Linked DNA regions of Homo sapiens: all the other regions are linked to region 2. Evidence: chromatin loops called from intact Hi-C (ENCODE). Cell type or tissue: HCT116. All regions are shown on one strand. Each heading gives the region's core, and the rest is flanking DNA. Links, peaks and the distances in the headings are about the cores only. Region 1 overlaps DNAI2 (dynein axonemal intermediate chain 2). Region 2 holds the start of LOC101928343 (a long non-coding RNA gene). Region 3 has its middle 27 kb from the start of CD300A.

Region 1 (6,292 bases), core at 1,865-4,364, 300 kb before region 2:
ACAGGTGCCTGCCACCACGCCCAGCTAATTTTTTTGTGTTTTTAGTAAAGATGGGGTTTCATCATGTTGGCCAGGCTGGTCTTGAACTCCTGACCACAAGTGATCCACCTGCCTCAGCCTCCCAAAGTGCTGGGATTACAGGTGTGAGCCACCAGGCCTGGCCTATTTTTATTTTTTGAGACAGGGTCTTGCTCTGTCACCCAGGCTGGGGTGTAGTGGCACGATCATGGCTCACTGCAGCCTCAACCTCCCAGGCTCAAGCAATTCTCCCACCTCAGCCTCCCGAGTAGCAGGCAGCCTCCCGAGTAACAGCCTCCCGAGTAGCATGTGCCACCATGCCCAGCTAGGTTTTAAATTTTTTGTAGAGACGGGGTCTCACTATGTTGCCCAAGCTGCTCTTGGATTCCTGGGCTCAAGCAATCCTTTTGCCTCGGCCTCCTAATGCGCTAGGATTACAAGCATGAGCCACTGTGCTTGGCTGAGCAGGCGTATCTAAGAAAACATATTTCTGGGCCAGCTGAGTTCAGGGAAAATGCCTTGAACTTGGAGAAATACTAAGTCAAAGCTTACGAGCTAAGTACTTTTGTTATTTTACAAAACGGCCTTTCCTAGAAACAGCTCTGAGTGACAGGGTGAGCCCTCATTGTGCATTCATGGGAAAATGGAAACGAAATCTAACAGGACAAAGGACAGATAACCTTTCCATCTTTCTTGGCAAAGCACTAATAACAGATCACAGTAAAGGCTAAAGCTCCTCTGTGAGTTTCTTTCCAACAGAGGCAGCAGAGGTACAAAGGATAAGAGGAAATGGGCTAATGTAGCAGAGAGATTCACCTAAATGGAGTCTTTCCACGTGCTTTTCCCTACGTTAGGGACTCGGCTCTCCTCTCGCCTGGCTCCCTCCATCCTGAGGCTCATCTTCCATCTCAGCTACCTGTCACTTCCTCCAGGAGGCCTTCCCTGACCACCCTCATGTGTTCCCCTGCCACTATGCCTGTCCTATCCCCAGAGGCTTGCCCAGGGCCAAGTGTTGGGTAGGGAGTCAATGCCTGGGAGGGGCTCAAGGAACTGAATGAAGCTTGCACTCTGGGAGTCTCTCCAGAGAGTCTGTAGAGGCTGGTAGGAAACTCAGGCTGATTTGAACCAAGCCCTGATTCTAGAAAACCACATACCTGCCAAACCAGAAGCAGCAGCCCCCTCTCTCCCCTGCTCCCTGCCCTAAGGAAGGAAGCCTGTGCCCCCTTCCACTCCTTCTTCATCTCCTTCCTCACCAGCCTGCTGGGACACCCGAAAGGGCAGCCTGGTGGCGGAGCTATCCACCATTGAGTCCAGCCACCGAGACCCTGTGTATGGCACCATCTGGCTGCAGTCGAAGACGGGCACCGAGTGCTTCTCAGCTTCCACGGATGGGCAGGTACCCACCAGCCAGACACTGGAGAGAGGAGGGAAGGGAGGGGCAGTAACTGTTCCCTGGTTCCCCATCAGAACCCCTGGGGACATTTCCTTTAACACATTTTATTTTGAGATGGAGTTTCACTCTTGTTGCCCAGGCTGGAGTGCAATGGCACGATCTTGGTTCACTGCAACCTCTGCCTCCCGGGTTCAAGCAATTCTCCTGCCTCAGCCTCCCAAGTAGCTGGGATTACAGGCGCCTGCCACTATGCCTGGTTAATTTTTTATTTTTAGTAGAGATGGTGCTTCACTATGTTGGCCAGGCTGGTCTCGAACTCTGACCTCAGGTGATCCACCCGCCTTGGCCTCCCAAAGTGGTGGGATTACAGGCATGAGCCACTGCGCCCAGCCTAACACTTTATTTTTAAGTTGAGTAGTGATAATACATGCCCACGGAACAGAATCTAAAGGGTGCAAAAAAGAAAATGCCTTCCTCTCACCTCTGCCTGCACCTCCTCCCCTCCCTCCCTCTCTTATGTCTGCCTTCAGAGCTAGTCTCTGCGTATGCAAGGAAACACACCTCTCTCTTCTTTACTCTTTCTTTTTGCACACTTCACACACTATTCTGTACTCGATGTTTTCCATTGTGTGTACCTTGGAGATAGTTTCATATTTCATACACCGCTGCCCCATGCCTATTAATAACTGCATCATGTGGGTGTACCATAATTTATATATGGATTCTAATATTTTGTTGCTACCCCCCAAAAAATACAGCAAAGAGCATCTTTATACACAGATTGTTGCACACATGCGGGGATATATCTACAGCAGACATTGCTGGCAGTGGGACTTCTAGGTCGGAGCACACATGCATTTTTAACATTGCCGGATATTGCCTTATTGTGGGGAGTCTTGGCATATACCGATTCTTGGCCTTGCACCTGGAGGTTTTGATTCAGTAGGTCGAGGGCGAGGCCTCAGCATCTGGGTTGTATGAAGCTTGCCGGCGACTCTGATGATCAGCCAGGTGTGGGAACTGTGGACAGAACAGCAATCCTCAAAGTGTATTTGCTCCCACGAATTGCCGGGAGCTCCATCCTTTGTGGCCCAGTGGCTGACCCCAGGACGGTGGGGTGAGGGCGGAGAAGGCAAAAGCCAGGGGAAATACAGGGCCTCGAAGTCTCACTGTCGCCCCTCCTCCCACCAGGTCATGTGGTGGGACATCCGAAAGATGAGCGAGCCCACTGAAGTTGTGATCTTGGACATCACCAAGAAGGAACAGTTGGAAAATGCCTTGGGGGCCATCTCCCTGGAGTTCGAATCTACTTTGGTGAGTGTCCCTTGCTGTCCCTTCCCCGACTTGCATTGACAGGGCAGCCAGGGCTAAAGACAGGCCATTGCTAGGATATCAGGTGCTCGTGGAACCCAGCACCAGCCCAGGGAGGCCACCCTCACTGCAGCCATCCTAGACGTGTGTGGCCTTTACAACAACTTTCCAGCAGGGGGCAGCAGAGCTTCTCGAAGAAGGACACCATAGTCATCATGGCACCAAGTCATCTTTTGGCCAGTGGCCCAGCTGAACACAGAGGGCAATCTTTTGACAGAACAATTCCAGAAAAGCCCTGTTTTGTGGGGAAGGTCACGCCCAGGACCAACATCGGGAGGCCTGGACTCCAACCCAGGTCCTGGCCCTGCCTGGCACGGGGTCCCTAGGCTGGTCACCTGCCTTCCTCTGGGGAAGGAAGAGGTACTGGAGAGGAAAATGAGGTCAAAGCAGGCTCCTTGGAAAACCAGAGCACAAGCATGGTCTCGGTGTTCAGTCACTGAGAATGACAAAGAAATATCAAAGTTCAGGTCGGGCAGGGTGGCTCACGCCTGTAATCCCAGCACTTTGGGAGGCCAAGAATTTAAGACCAGCCTGGGTACATAATGAGACCCCCCCCACCGCCCGCCCAGTCTTTACCAAGAAAGAAAGAAAGAAAGAGAGGGAGAGAGAGGGAAAGAAAAGGAAAGAAGGAAGGAAAGAAGGAAGGAAGGAAGGAAGGAAGGAAGGAAGGAAGGAAGGAAGGAAAGAAGGAAGGAAGGAAGGAAGGAAGGAAGGAAGGAAGGAAGGAAGGAAGGAAGGAAAGAAGGAAGGAAGGAAGGAAGGAAGGAAGGAAGGAAGGAAGGAAGGAAAGAAGGAAGGAAAGAAGGAAGGAAGGAAGGAAGGAAGGAAGGAAGGAAGGAAGGAAAGAAGGAAGGAAGGAAGGAAGGAAGGAAGGAAGGAAGGAAGGAAGGAAGGAAAGAAAAAGAAGAAAAATATCAATGTGAGGCAAGGCGCCGTGGCTCACACCTGTAATCCCAGCACTTTGGGAGGCTGAGGTGGCAGGATCACTTGAGCCCAGCAGTTCAAGACCAGCCTGGACAACATAGCAAGACACTGTCCCTACATAAGAAAAGAAAAAAAGGGCCAGGCACGGTGGCTCACACCTGTAATCCCAGCACTTTGGGAGGCCAAGGCGGGCGGATCACCTGAGGTTGGGAGTTCGAGGCCAGCCTGACCAATATGGAGAAACCCCATCTCTACTAAAAATACAAAATTAGCTGGGCGTGGAGGCGCACGCCTGTAATCCCAGCTACTCGGGAGGCTGAGGCAGGAGAATTGCTTGAACCTGGGAGGCGGGGGTTGCGGTGAGCCAAGATCGCATCATTGCACTCCAGCCTGGACGACAAGAGCGAAACTCCATCTCAAAAAAAAAACAAAGAAAAGAAAAACAGGAAATATCAGTTTGAGCATAGTGCAAATGTGTTAGAGGAGGGAAGCTTCCTAGAAGCAGTAAAGGAAGACTTCCTCGCTAGAGTAAGAAGACAACTTTCCCTTGTTGTTGGCTTTTGGTTTGGGCTGAGTCTTGGTTTACGTCTTAGTGCAGCCCAGGCCTGGTTCCCCCTTGGGGGTGTCACTTGTTTGCTTCGGGGTCATGGGCCATCATTCCTAGGGCTTTGGGAGGCCCTGGCCTCGAACATACCTGGGCAACCCTAGCTCAAGGCTGAGAGATGAATGTTGATGGAAGGAGGAGACAATTCCACTGACCCCCTCCCCAGAGGACAAGGCACTGGGCAGGGAGGTTGGGGTGGCGAGGGCTCAGGAAAACATTCTGTCCCAGAGGCAAGGCTTTCTAGGCCAAGTGCTAGACATGCAGCCACATCACTACTAGGGCCATCTCCTCCATGCCTGGCCCTTGCAGGGTGCACACTGTGTGTTGGACACTTGTGGCTGCCTGATTTAATAAGCTTGTGCAGTCGCCTACAACCATCTCGTGGGGTAATGTTATTATCCGTACTTGCCAGACACACACGATGAGTCTTCATGAGATTAGGTTGTGAGTCCTAGTACCTGGTAAAGCTGGGACTCAAACCCAGGGCTCCAACTCTGAGGCCCAGAGTGTCCACCTGCAGCCCACCATGAAGTCTGAGGCTAGAGGCACGATGGGCCACTCAGATCTGGGTGGCCTTTCTCTCTGGCTCACTGACGGGCGGCGTGCAGTCGGCTTGAATACTTTCTTCTCTGGACCTCTCAAGCTTGGTCTTTCCACTTGCCCTTGACGCCCAACTTGAAGCCCAGGTTTTTGTTTTGTTTTGTTGAGACATCGTTTTGCTCTGTTGCCCATGCTGGAGTGCAGTTGTGTAATCTCAGCTTACTGCAACATCCACCTCCTGGGCTCAAGCCTCAGCCTCTTGAGCAGCTGGGACCACAGGCACATGCCACCAAGCCAGGCTGATTTTTTTTTTTTTTTTGAGACAGAGTCTCACTCTTGCCCAGGCTGGAGTGCAGTGACATGATCTTGGCTCGCTGCAACCTCTGCCTCCCAGGTTCAAGTGATTCTCGTGCCTCAACCACCACACCTGGCCATGTTCTGGGTATTTTCTAGAGATTTTATATTTATCATTTTAGTAATTTTCTGGTAGAAGAAAACTGCATAATAAAACAATATGTTTTTTAAAAAAATAAAAATAAAAAAGCTGGGGGGCCAGGTGCAGTGGCTCAGGTCTGTAATCCCAGCACTTTGGGAAGCCGATGTGTGCAGATCACTTGAGCTTAGGAGTTTGAGACCAGTCTGGACAACATAGGGAGACTCCATCTCTACAAAAATACAAAAATTAGCTGACCCTGGTGGTGTGTGCTTGTGGTCCCTACGTGGGAGGCTGAGGTGGGAGTACTGCTTGAGCCCAGAAGGTCAAGGATGCAGTGAGCTGAGATCGCACTGCTGCACTCCAGCCTGGGCAATGGAGCCAGAACCTGTCTCGAGAAATAAATAAATAAACTAGGAGTTCTTTTTTCTTTTCTTTTCTTTTTTCTTTTTCTTTTTTCTTTTTTTTTTTTTTTTTTTTTTTTTTGAGGTAGGGCCTTGCTCTGTAGGCCAGGCTGGAGTGCAGTGGCATGATCTCGGCTCACTGCAACCTCTGCCTAAAACCTGGGAGTTCTATAGGGGCAGGTTCACCAGCTGCAGAGGACATCTGAGCCCGTTGACAAAGGCCCTCCCCTCAGTGTGCCCCTCCCCTACCTCACTCAGCTGTTCTTTCCATTTGGAATGCTGAGGACACAGCACCATTGTAGGCTCAGGCCCTGCTGGTGGAGGTTGTTCAGTCTAGCCCAGAAGTTAAGACAGAACAGTAAACAAGGAAGGGCATTGCGTGATGGAGGGGGTCATGCTCAGAGACGCGAGGGGAGCACTGGACCAGGAGTCAGGAGACCAGCCTTTGTGCATTCAGTCCGCAGTGAAGTGAATAACTACTAAAGCTCAGTTCGTGGGCGATGGACCCATGTCAGACAAGCTCGTGCCCCTCAAAGAGCTCACCCACCAGTGGTAGGGGGACGAGTTACATCACCGACTGCCAGGTAACTTCCTGAGTGCTGGTT
Region 2 (6,292 bases), core at 1,755-4,254:
AGGCAACTTCCCCTTCCCCAACTACCTACCACAAGCCTCCAGTTTGGAGTGACTCAGGACCCCAGAGGAAGCTTTCCTAGAGAGGAGCACTGAGTCAGGCTCCAGAAGAGATAACAGCCCAGGGCTGGAAGGGTGGTTTGAGATGCCCTGCCGTGGGGCTGCCTGGAAAGAGCCTGGGGCACAGGCTGTTTCTCCAGCGAGGCTGGATGGGAGCACTGTGCTGTGTTCTTCCCAAAGTGCAAAGCCAGCGCGCCTCGATCAATCCCTTCCCTCCACGCTCTGAGACAAAGCCAGGGCGCCTCCATCAATCCCTTCCCTCTACGCTCTGAGGCAAAGCCAGCGTGCCTCCATCAATCCCTTCCGTCCACGCTCTGAGCCTTACTGTACTCCCTGCCCTGTGTTGTTGGCAGATGCTCCTAAATCACAGACAGCTGCAGATGGAGCCCAGGCCAGGCCTGGACCATTTACTTCCCCAGTTCATTGAAGACGTATCATCACACCACACACACTCCAAAAAGACAGCACCACGTTTCTCTTAATTCATGAATTTAGGAAGTAACTAAAGAAAAAAAAAGGAAGCAGTTGAGAAAACAAACAAAAAAAATGATTTAGACAAGTAGGAAGCAGTTTGCCTCTGGGTTCAGTTACAAGTTGCTGGAGGGCAGCTGGTATTAACTCATCACCAGGGAGAGAGCACAGACAGGCAGGGGCATGTAGTGCTCACTGGTCCTGTTCCTTCTCATCCTTCCAGGTAAGTGGGCCTGGGGATTAAGGAACTGGAACCCAAAAGGCTGGGCAGGAAACAGAGAGGGTCTGTGCTGGAGGGAAGGAGACAAGCTGGGGAAAATGCACTCATCCATGCACTTACATATAAGAAAGCAGGAAGGAAGGAAAAGAGAAAAAAAGGGAGGAATGTTTTGTTATCTGACAGTTACTAGGTTAGGTGTTGGGGAAAGAAACAAAAAACATAAATGGTGTCAGGTTTCTAGGATTCTGATTCTTCTCAACCCTGGCAGATGATAGATAGATAGATAGATAGATAGATAGATAGATAGATAGATAGATAATTGATAGACAGACAGATAGATGATAGATGATAGATAGATGATAGATAGATAGATAGATAGATAGATAGATAGATAGATAGATAGATAGATAGATGAGAGAGAAGTAAATGGATGGATGATAGACGAGAGACAGATAGATGCATGGACAGGTGGACAGATAGATGAAAGAACAGATAAATAGGTAGATACATACATACTTATATACTTGCACATATACACATATACCCAAACTTAAATGCATGAATCCCTGAGGAACTTTAAAAGAGCACAAATACTCAGGTTCCAGCTCAGACCCACGCAGTCGTGGCGGGGTTCAGACATCTGGCTAGTTTAGAAGCCTCCACAGCTTGTCATGAGTTGTAGCTAAAATGGAGCAGCTCAGAGTTACAGGGAGGAAGACAGGCAATAAGGCAAGGATGTCATCGCTCTCTGGAATGTAAGTCAACCCCACACATCAGCCTGCTTGAGCTTCTGCTCTGGACGAGCCAAAGACCAGACCATTGTTCAAGGTTGTAAGTACAACAACTGAGACAGATACAAAGTGGTCTGGTGGCACCAGGGCGGGGCTGAACCAACCCTTCAGGGAGGGGAATAAGGGCTTAAGTCCATCAAGCAAGGAAGAGACAACTTCCTGGGCAAAGGGAGCAACTTGTGCAAAGGTATGGAGACAAAAATAGCATGGTGCTTAGGCAAAGAAAAACAACTGTGCACTGAGTGTGTGCACAGGTGTGTGAGTGTTGGGGGTGTGTGTGTGTGTGGGGGTGTGGGTGTGTTTGGTTCCATGAAACTTTATCACATGTGCAGACTCACAGGAGAGGGTTTTTAGGGGTGTGGGGTGCAGTGCCAGTGGGCGGAGGAGTTGGGGGAAGCCAGGATGTCTACCTGTTCAGCTCTGGGATTTTAAAATAAATCGGTGGCTGGCCGGGCGCGGTGGCTCATACCTGTAATCCCAGCACTTTGGGAGGCCGAGGAGGGCAGATCACCTGAGGTCGGGAGTTCAAGATCAGCCTGACCAACATGGAGAAACCCTGTCTCTACTAAAAATACAAAATTAGTCGGGCGTGGTGGCGCATGCCTGTAATCCCAGCTACTCGGGAGGCTGAGGCAGGAGGATTGCTTGAACCCAGAAGGCGGAGGTTGCGGTGAGCCGAGATCGCACCATTGCACTCCAGCCTGGGCAACAAGAGCAAAACTCCGTCTCCAAATAAATACATAAATACATAAATAAATAAAATAAACTGGTGGCTGCAGTGAGAGCCAGGGATTGGTGGGGAAGTGGGTGTCACCTCAGGGCAAAGGAGGGAAGGTTTCCAAAATGAGAGGGTGTTCAGTGGTCGCTAGGATGGCGCATGAACAGACCACTGTGTTGGGCAGTTGGAGCCCTCAGGAGAACTTTGTCAGAGGGGTGACAACAAAAGAAATACTGCCGGGGAATTAAGGAACAAATGGATGTGAGAATTTGACAATTTGGGGGCTGAGGATAAAGGCTCCTGGTTGGTCCCCAGGGAGGTGCCGGAAGCCCTGGGCAGTGCCCAGGGAGGGAAGATCTGGACGTTGGGTTCTGTCTTCCAGAGTATTTCTCCATCTATGGTCCTAGAGCTGTGTGGGGCACAGAATGGGACTCACTGACAGTGCAGTGTCATTATGACCAAGGCTGGGAGACCTACAGCAAGTAGTGGTGCCACGGGAAGGACTGGCAGTCCTGCAAAATCCTCATTACAATCACAGGATCAGAGCAGACAGCGGAGAGAGACCGAGTGTCCATCAGGGACGATCAGAAACATATACCCTAAAACTTAAAGTATAATAATAATAAAATTTAAAAAAAGAAAAGAAAAGAAAAACCGTGTGTTCACCATAACCATGAAGATGCTCTGGAGGTCCGACACTGACACCTACTGGTGTGGGATTGAGAGGACAGGCACTGACCTTGGGGTCCAAGTTGAAGTGACCATTTACCCAGGTCGGAGCAGCTCCCTCCTGTACCAAACTCTGGTGCTGACCCGAGAGGATTCAGTGATGCTGTCTTGACATTGTCCTGGGACTACGTGTGTGCATGGGCTTGTGTGTGCTTGTGTGTGCCTGTGTATGTGTGCCTGGGCTTGCCCGTGTCTATATGTGTGCTGTGCATAGATGTATGTGTACGAATGGGCCCGTGTGTGTCTGTGTGTACATGTCTGTGTTTGTGGGCCTATGTGTGTGCATGTGCATGTGTGTGTGTTTGGGGGGAGGGGTTACACCAAGATTCTGGAAAGACTGGAAGACAGAGCAAGCCTCAGTATCTCTGTATGTCTCTATCTGCTATTATCAGAGGGAGCCAAGCAGAACTGGGTCAGCTTGGGCAGGCACAGTGCAGGGTAAGAAAGAAGGCAGGTTCTCTTCTGCAAGTCACTTGGGGCAACCCGTGCCCCCTCAGAGCAGCCCCAGCCTGACGGGAGGACTTGTCAGGTGTACAGGGAGGGGAATGCAAGAAAATCGCAATCCCAGAAGTCTCAGCTCCAGGACAAGCATGTAGTGACCAAGAGCCCATTGGTGACCCTCTCCTTGGAGCCACCTCTCTCTCGTCCTCTCCCACCTCTGGTGACATATGGACAAAGGAAGGCATGGGAGACTCTGACCCATTCCTGAAAGAGGGAAAAACAGAACCCGGCATAGTGCAGAGCCCTCCCACAGGCCTCCCCTGGCTGCCCCGAGCCTTTGAGGATACTGAGAACTCACAACAGGGGGCTCCTAGAAAGAGAGTCCGGCTGTCATCCTCACTCCACAGCCCAGCCCCCAGAGCCATCAGTGTCATCTCCGCCGTGGGCACCAGAGAAACTGTCAGCTCCCCATGCACATGCATAGATGCTGCAGCTCAATCATATATCTGTTACTTGTGGGCCCATTTACAAGGCAGGGAAAAGTCCTTTTCAGCTTAGTATATGCGGATGTGGTGTGCCTGTGTGTGTGTGCAGTGGGGAAGTCTGGTTTTAGAATGTTTCAGAAATTGACTTAAAAAGAGAACAAAGGCATGAGTGGAAGGAAAGGAGGAGCTGGGGGAGAGTCGGAGGCTGCAACCCTCCAAGCCTAGTGAAATAAGGAAGCTTTGGGGAGGCAGGAAAACTTCAGCTGGAAACAGATGCTCTGCCCAGCTGCAGGGGAGAGGAGTCCTGAGTCCCCAGGCAGGGCCCAGGGAGGGGCAGCTGGCTCTGAGGGTCACTTTGCTACACAGCAGGCAACAAACAGCCTGCTGGAGCCCAGGCTGAGACTCAAGAGAAGGGCTGGCTGGCTCTGATGTAGAACTTCAGGGAAGCAGAGTGTGGTTCTCAACGCTCAGCTGTGCAACGCAGGACTCTGGGACTAAGTTGAATATTTGTAAATTGCCTGCATAGCTTCTCGCCACAAGTCCTTCCCAGGTGGTGCAGTGATGTTTGTTTGTAAGTGAAATAATATTACATTTTAGGTAAGATACCAAAAAGATACAAAACAAAACAACTGTAGTGCTAAGACTAAATGCTTCACGATCCTTGGAGGGGTAAGAGGTGACGTGAGCCACGGGGAAGCCACCTAGGTCACCCTCAAAACTATCCTTTGCATGTCCCACAGCAACTCCAAGAAAACAATCTGAACCTAAGACAACAGACGCAGCTGCACCTGGGACAGCAGACACAGCTGGGCCTGGGACAATGGACACAGCTGTACCTAGAAAAGCAGAAACAGCTGTGCCTGGGAAAAGGAACACAGCTGTGCCTGGAACAGCAGACCCAGCTTCACCTGGGACAGCAGACACAGCAGAACCTATGAGAACAACCACTCCAACAGTTCTGGCCTCCTGGCCTTCTCTCACCCAGAGCACCAACAGCACCCAGCCCACGGCTCTTACCAGCCCCCTCACCAGGTGAGCAGAGCTGGGCTCCCACAGACCTTTCCCTAGGCTGCCCCATGACTGCTCCTTCAGATGCTCTCACCAGGGACCCTCATGTGGCGCTCGTCAGGGGAGAAACAGTGAAGTCTGTAGTGGGCCTTCCCCTCCCTGTCTACACCTGAGCACTGCAGGAGATTCTCCCTGATGAGCTGCAACAGGCTGAGCTCCAGAGAGCAGGCTCTGGGCTCCATGCTTCACCGAGTCCCTCAAGCCCCAGGAGGCAAAAGCGAGGTGAAGCTTTGGGTGCTCTGGAAGGGCAGCTGTCTGGGTGGCTTTCCTGTGGCTGCTGTAACTGATCGTTACAAACTTTGTGGCTTAAAACAACACAGTCTCATGATCATACAGCTGTGGAGACCAGAAGTCTGAAATGGGTCTCACTGGGCTGAAATCAAGGTGTTAACAGGGCTGGTTCCTTCTAGAGGCTCCAGCGGAGGGCCTGTTCCCTTGCCTTTTCCAGCTTCTGGAGGCCACCCGTGTTCCTTGGCTCATGGCCCCCTCCTACCCAAAGCCAGCAAAGGTCGGTGGAGTCTCCCACAGAGCATCGCTCCACTGTCTCTCCTGCCTCCCTCTTTCATTTATAAGGACGCTGGTGATTCCACTGGGCTCAGCCAGATGATCCAGGATAATCCACCCTGGGTCACCTGACGAGCAGTCTCAAATCCACCCACTGCCTTAATTCCCCCTTGCATGTAATAAAACATATTCACAGGCTTTGGGGTTATGACATCGTGGGTGGGGTTCACTATTCTGCCTACCACAGTCACAGGCAGGGGTGTGCCCATCGCTCCAACTCTCCAGCCAAGGCTAGGGAAGGGCAGGGCGGGAGAGCGGGAAGCTGGGCCTCTTGCTTTTCTTTCACATTCCCAGCATGGTAGATGGGTGTGGACATCAATCCGAAGCCCACCTCCTTTCGAGGGATCAATAGGATGTCTCATCACCGCGCAAATGCGGCTGCCCCTGTTTAACCCCATCACAGCCTGGTGCTTCAGGATCCCTCAAAGTCCAGGGTCAAGGCCCATTCTCTCCCTGGATCCTGCCTTCCCTGCTCCACCGGCTCCCTTCTCCAGCCCAACTCCGTTCCTTTCAAAGGGTCTTGTTCCCTGGAGCCTGCCAGCACCGATCCTGTGTTCCCTAGGAGTCCGGAAGAGGCGAGGCACTGGGGATGCTTCCTGACCTGGCCTTCGTCTCGCTCCACTGTTTGCAGAGCGGTTGTTCTGCTGAGTGGGGATGGCAGTGCCAGGACTTCTAGCGAGACGGGAGAGGCACAAGGGGAAACTTGGCGGGAAGAGACCAAGGGTGCGGCGGCTCCACGGGGAGTGGA
Region 3 (6,292 bases), core at 1,574-4,073, 110 kb before region 2:
AGGAGCCAGAGGAAACTGTCCCGTCTCAGACTAGAAAAGGGGTGGCCTGAAGCGGAGATGGGGAGGGGAGAGAGCGCGAGCTGGTGGGACCCAGGGCTGGGCCGACCTGGAGTTGCCAAGAGAATCTGCAGGAGACACTGCTGCCCAGTACAGCAACCACAGGTGAGCATGGAGCCCTCGGGACCGGCCAGTCCAAACTGAAATGGGCTTTGAATCTACGACTTACTGCAAACGACAGGATGTCAACTATCTCATTGATAACACAATGAGTACCTATTGGACTGAAGGACTTTGTGTGTGTGTGTGTGTGTGTGTGTGTGTGTGCATATACATTTTTTTTTTGAGACATAGTCCCAGGGAGGAGTGCAGCAGCATGATCATGGCTCACTGCCCCTTCAAACTCCTAGACTTATGTGATCCGTCTGCCTCAGCCTCCCAAGTAGCTGGGACCACAGGCGCATGCCACCAGGCCTGGCTAATTTTTTTGATTTTTTCTAGAGATGGACTCTCACTTTTTTGCCCACACTGGTCAAACTACTGGGCTCAAGACATCCTCCCCTCTCGGCTTCCCAACAGGTTAAGATTACAGGCATGAGCCACTGCACCCAGCCTGATAATATTTTGGGGGTAAATAAATATTGGGGTGAATAAATAAAAATATTATTTCAAATATCAGTTATCCAAATTGATTATGTAATATTTAATCAAATTGATTATTGATTATTCAAATATCAAAGGTGACTTTGATCTTGAATTCAGTTAATTGAGCCTTAGGAGATTACGGACCCCTGTAAATCCAAGCTCCCTGCTCCTTTCTATTCACTGGCATTCTAGACTCATTCACCACACACATTAACTAACAGACAGATGCCAGCGTCGTGCTTTACCTGTTAAACAGTTACGAGTCTGGTTGGTACAGCCAGACTGTCTCTGTCTGCATGAGCCGGGTACAGAAAGGGGCCACTCCAGTGTTTTACAGATGGTTCTAATATGTTATTACTAAACACTTGCCACAACAGCTTGCATAGGCAGCTGAGGTCACTCGGTCACCTCAACATTCTGTGATCAGCCACATGAGCTGTTGGGTTTTACCAGGAAAAGAGTGACTAGTTATGCTTCTCTTTTTTAATTTTAATTTTTTTTTTTTTGAGATGGAGTCTTGCTCTGCCACCCAGGCTAGAGTACAATGACACGATCTCGGCTCACTGCAGCCTCTGCCTCCTGGGTTCAAGCGATTCTCCCATCTCAGCCTCCAGAGTAGCTGAGATTACAGGCACATGCCTCCATGCCCAACTAATTTTTGTATTTTTAGTAGAGACAAGGTTTCACCATGTTGGCCAGGCTGGCCTCAAACTGCTGACCTCAGGTGACCCACCCGCCTCAGCCTCCCAAAGTGCTGGGATTACAGGCATGAACCGCCACTCCCAGCCTCCTCTTATAATTTATTTAAAAGGCCATGGTGCTTTATAGAACAGCTTAACAATTACTGAGAAGAAAGAAAGAAGGAAAGAAAGACAGAGAGGAAGAAAGGAAGGTAATTCACATGCAGAGAGAACATTCCACTTTATTCTTTTTGTTTTTTTCAGGGAATGGGTGAGCTGAGGGGTTTATTCACACAACAGAATGCTTTGCAGCAGTGACAACAGATTGCCTTTTTTTATTTTATTTCATTTTATTTTATTTGAGACAGGGTCTTGCTCTGTCACCCAGGCTGGAGTCCAGTGGTGCAATCTTGGCTCACTACAATCTCTGCTTCCCAGGTTCAAGTGATTCTTCTGCCTCAGCCTCTCCAGTAACTGGGATTACAGGTACATGCCACCATGCCCGGCTAATTTTTTTGTACTTTTAGTAGAGACAGGGTTTCGCCATGTTGGCCAGGCTGGTCTCGAACTTCTGGCCTCAAGTGATCCTCTTGCCTCGATCTCCCAAAGTGCTGGGATTATAGGCATGAGCCACCATGCCTGGCCACCTTCTTTATTTTACAGAAGAGCCACGGGCCAGAGAGGCTACTTGAAATGACAAATGCCACTCCATTGGGTGATAATATCTGAACCTTGAATCTAGGAATTCTGGATCTTAGCATTAAAAACAACAACAATGAAAAAAAAAACCTTGTATTTTGAAACAATTTCAAACTTAAGGAAAAATTGTGGAAAAGGTACAAAGACCTCCCGTATGTCATTTTCCCAGATTTACCCTTTTTTTTTTTTAATTTGCCACTTTTTTGTTACTCTGTTTCTATCTATGCGTTTTTCCCCAGAACCATCTGAGAACAGGTTGCTGACACTGTCTTTGTCTGCATGTGCCGGGTACACAAAGGTGCCACTCCGGTGTTTTCTGAAAGTAGCTGGTGAAGCCTTCCCGTAGTTGTGCCTTGTCTTTGTTTTACAATCCAAGTTCACCTTCAAAATACAGCGCCTCACTTGGCATGTCCAATGCCAACATGATAGATATTCGGAGGATTAAATAATGTTAGGTTAATCATCAATATGTTCACAATTGGTCCAAGGAGGTGAAAGACATTTTCTAATTAGCCCAAGCCTTTTAGAAAGATGACTCAGGGCTGAATTATCCACAGTTTAGAAAATGACCTCACAATTATGTTTCTTTGTTTTTAAAGTTTACTGTTTGGGCAAACACCAGCCCTGGTTTGTAGACCTGACTCTGCCTGGGAACCAAACATAGAGATTTGATAGCCACGTATCTCCACCCTGTGGCCATGCGGGGAATCACACATGCCTGGATTCCCAAGCCTGTTGAATTCGTTGGGGTTGGTCTGTCAACGCCAAAGGAATTCTGTACTTTCTGGGTCAATGCAGCTGAGAAGCGGGAGGGCTTGAAACAGGGGAACAGACAGAAAACTCCTGCATGGCTTTCCAGCCCCTCTGCACGCCCAGTCCTTGGATGTTTTGTGCCGAAAGAAAACTCAACTCCTTGGCCGGGCACGGTGGCTCACGTCTGTTATCCCAGCATTTTGGGAGGCCAAGGCAGGCGGATCACTTGAGGTCAGGAGTTCAAGAGCAGCCTGGCCAACATGGCGAAACCCCGTCTCTACTAAAAATACAAAAATTAGCCGGGTGTGGTGGCGGACACCTGTAATCCCAGCTACTTGGGAGGCTGAGGCAGGAGAATCGCTTGAACCTGGGAGGCGGAGGTTGCAGTGAGCCAAGATCGCGCCATTGCACCCCAGCCTAGGTGACAGAGCAAGACTCTGTCTCAAAAAACAAACAAACAAACAAAACAAGAAAACTCAACTCCTCTCTAACTTTGAGTTTCTTTATTTCATATCCAATTGTCCCTTCCCAATTCCTAGATTTTCCCACCCCGACTGCAGTGTGTCAAAGGCAAGGGCAGCCACCCCACCTGTGGTTGGTGTCATGGGTTTGGGGTCAGATAGAACAGGCCTTAAATCCCACCTCTGCCCTTGTGACCTACATGGTCTGGGGCTGCCATTCAAGGCCATCTGGGTCTCAGTTTCTTCATTTGTTCCAGCAATGGTCCAGTGCCCCTCCAGTGCGTTCACCCTCACCAGGCTCTGAAGCAAGCTCTTATTTATTTATTTCTATTTTGAGAGGGAGTCTCAGTCACTGAGGTTGGAGTGCAGTGGTGCGATCTAGGCTCACTGCAACCTCTGCCTCCCGGGTTCAAATGATTCTCCTGCCTCAGCCTCCCAAGTAGCTGGGATTACAGGCACCTGCCACCACACCTGGCTAATTTTTGTATTTTAGTAAAGATGGGGTTTCGCCATGTTGCCCAGGCTGGTCTCAATCCCCTGACCTCAGGTGATTCACTCACCTGGGCCTCCCAAAGTGCTGGGATTACAGATGTAAGCCACCGCACCTGGCCACTCTTATTTATTTATACAGACAGGGTCTCACCATGTGGTCCCAGTTGGGCTTAACCTCCTGGTCTCAAGCAAATCTCCCTCCTCAGCCTCCTGACTGGCTGGGACCGCAGTGTGACCCACTACACCCAGCTGATGCAAGCCCTTAACAAAAGGCCCTGCCATTCTCTCCCTGGGCATCCTCATGCTGTTTCGTCACCTCTGGGACTCTTTCTAAGCACCCCTGACCTGCATCCTCATTGTCCAAAATTTCTTTGCTGTCGATTCTTTCCTTTGCTCCTGTTCTCGGGTCCTTTGAATTTGACCTTTGGACTCTCCCCTTTGACCTACATTCTGCAAATCTGGCCACATGGTGCATTGGAGCCCGGGACCTACTCCTGAAGCCCAGGCTGAGGGCAAGCTCTGGGTTCCTATGTGTCTGGTAAGGAAAGTGGGAAATGGGAACAGCAGGTTCTACCTTCCAGGAGTGTTGAGAGTTACAGGAAAGAATTGAGTAGAGTCCTTGATCCCAAAGTATTCTCTCTGTATATGAATTACCTCCCTTTCTTCCTCCCTTCCTCTTTCTTTCCTGTCTTCTTTTTTTCTCTCTTCTCCGTAATTGTTAAGCCATTCTTTTTTTTTTTTTTTTTTTTTTTTGAGATGGAGTCTCGCTCTGTCACCCAGGCTAGAGTGCAGTGGCACGGTCTCGGCTCACTGCACTCTGCCTCCCCGGTTCACGCCATTCTCCTGCCTCAGCCTCCCGAGTAGCTGGGACTACAGGCGCCCGCCACCACACCCGGCTAATTTTTGTATTTTTAGTAGAGACGGGGTTTCATCGTGTTAGCCAGGATGGTCTTGATCTCCTGACCTTGTGATCCGCCCACCTCGGCCTCCCAAAGCGCTGGGATTACAGGTGTGAGCCACCGCGCCTGGCTTGTTAAGCCATTCTATAAAGCACAATGACCTTCTTAATAAATTATTAAAGCATAACTAGCCACTCTTTTCCTAGTAAAACCCAACAGCAGATGTGCCTGCTGTTGACCAGGTGACCGAGTGACCTCAGCCGCCTATGCAAGCTGTGGTGGCAAGTGTTCAGTAATAACATAATAGAACAATCTGTAAGGGTGGCAGCCGTACCACCCAGATGCAGTGGCTCATGCCTGTAATCCCAGCACTTTGGGAGGCCAATGTGGGTGGATCACTTGAGGTCAGGAGTTCAAGACCAGCCCAGCCAATATGCGAAACCCTGTCTCTACTGAAAATACAAAAATTAGCTGGGGTGGTGCGTGCCTATAATCCCAGCTACTTGGGAGGCTGAGGCAGGAGAATCGTGTGAACCTGGGAGGCAGAGGTTTTAGTGAGCTGAGATTGCACCATTGCACTCCAGCCTGGGCAACAGAGTGAGACTCTATCTCAGGAAAAAAAAAATATATATATATATATATATGGTGAAGCACGATGCTGGCATCTGTCTGTGAGTTAATGTGTGCAGTGGAAGAATCTGGAATGCCAGGAAACAAAAGGGATGATGGGTTATGAGGAAGGAGCAGGGCGCTTTGACTGACAGGTGTGGGTAATCACCTGACACACAATTAACTGAATTCAAGATCAAAGTCACCTGCAGAATATCAATGGGCTAAGCTGCTCTGCCTTCCACAGAAGCAGAACAGGATCAGAAAACTCCCTCTCTAAGCATTCCGTACCTGGGTTAGCAAGAGTGTCACGAATGTCCAAACTTGCTAGATTATCAATCTCACAGGCCATCAGCTGACCCAAAGGACATGGGGTCAGGAGAAAGTTCTGCATAAGATTCTCTACAAGTGTCAGAGAAAGAGCTCTGGGAAATGGGATTTTGGGGCCATTTTCACTCCCATCACAAACGAAGTAGAAGCAGCTTCATCCCCACTGAGACTGTAGCTGGCCTCTCAGAGCCTCAGGAAAACCTTGGAGTGTGAGGGGAGGAGGGGGAGCTTCATGACGAGAGAGCTGAAACTCCATAATCAACACGGTGTCAACTGGAACTTTCTCCTTAGCCTCTGGATTTCACATTTCCCTTAGGAGAATCTAATGTCTACCTCTTTATTTGGCAGTCTTATATGGAATTTATGTAGAATGTTGCTTTGAATCTTCTCAACTAATTCCCATTCTGATTTTTTTCAACTTAAAAATTTTTATTTTTATTTTTTGAGACAGGTTTTCACTCTCTTGCTCAAGCTTGAGTGTAGTGGTGCAATCATAGCTCACTGCAACCACAACCTCCTAGGCTCAAGCAATTCTCCCACCTCAGCCTCCCAAGTAGCTGGGACTACAGGCACATACCACCATGCCCAGCTAATTTTTTTGCTTTTGCTTTGTGTATGTATGTGTGGTTTTGTTTTGTTTTGTTTTGTTTTGTTTTGTTTTGTTTTGTAGAGACAGGGTCTCACTATGTTGCCCAGGCTGGTCTTGATCTCTTGGGTTTAAGTAACT

What was found. Hi-C counts contacts between places; a loop is a spot of excess contacts. Peaks named below come from ENCODE experiments on the same cell type or tissue, not always from the same donor. Only the 100,000 strongest peaks of a DNase experiment are listed, where the experiment ranks them.
Region 1: a loop joins it to region 2, with 3.0 times the contacts of the local background. A loop is called at or near these places in 4 of 110 quality-filtered maps.
Region 3: it touches region 2 in a loop (7-fold over the local background); 6 of 110 quality-filtered maps call a loop at or near these places.

The regions. Positions count from the first base shown.
Region 1 is chr17:74,298,444-74,304,735 of GRCh38, forward strand. It overlaps DNAI2 (dynein axonemal intermediate chain 2), which reads left to right. Exons shown (of 14, transcript NM_023036.6): 7 at 1,275-1,414; 8 at 2,603-2,725. Among named protein-coding and RNA genes, the nearest start is that of KIF19, 25 kb to the right of the region's middle. In HCT116, for the core only: a CTCF peak has its summit at 2,889 (motif pointing right); a DNase peak (open chromatin) is centred at 2,918.
Region 2 is chr17:74,599,198-74,605,489 of GRCh38, forward strand. It overlaps LOC101928343 (a long non-coding RNA gene), which reads left to right and starts at 643. Exons shown (of 4, transcript NR_158152.1): 1 at 643-751; 2 at 4,653-6,292. In HCT116, for the core only: a CTCF peak has its summit at 2,992 (motif pointing left); DNase peaks (open chromatin) are centred at 2,743 and 2,974; H3K27me3 peaks cover 1,773 bases.
Region 3 is chr17:74,490,818-74,497,109 of GRCh38, forward strand. No RefSeq gene overlaps it. Among named protein-coding and RNA genes, the nearest start is that of CD300A, 27 kb to the left of the region's middle. In HCT116, for the core only: a CTCF peak has its summit at 2,714 (motif pointing left); a DNase peak (open chromatin) is centred at 2,724.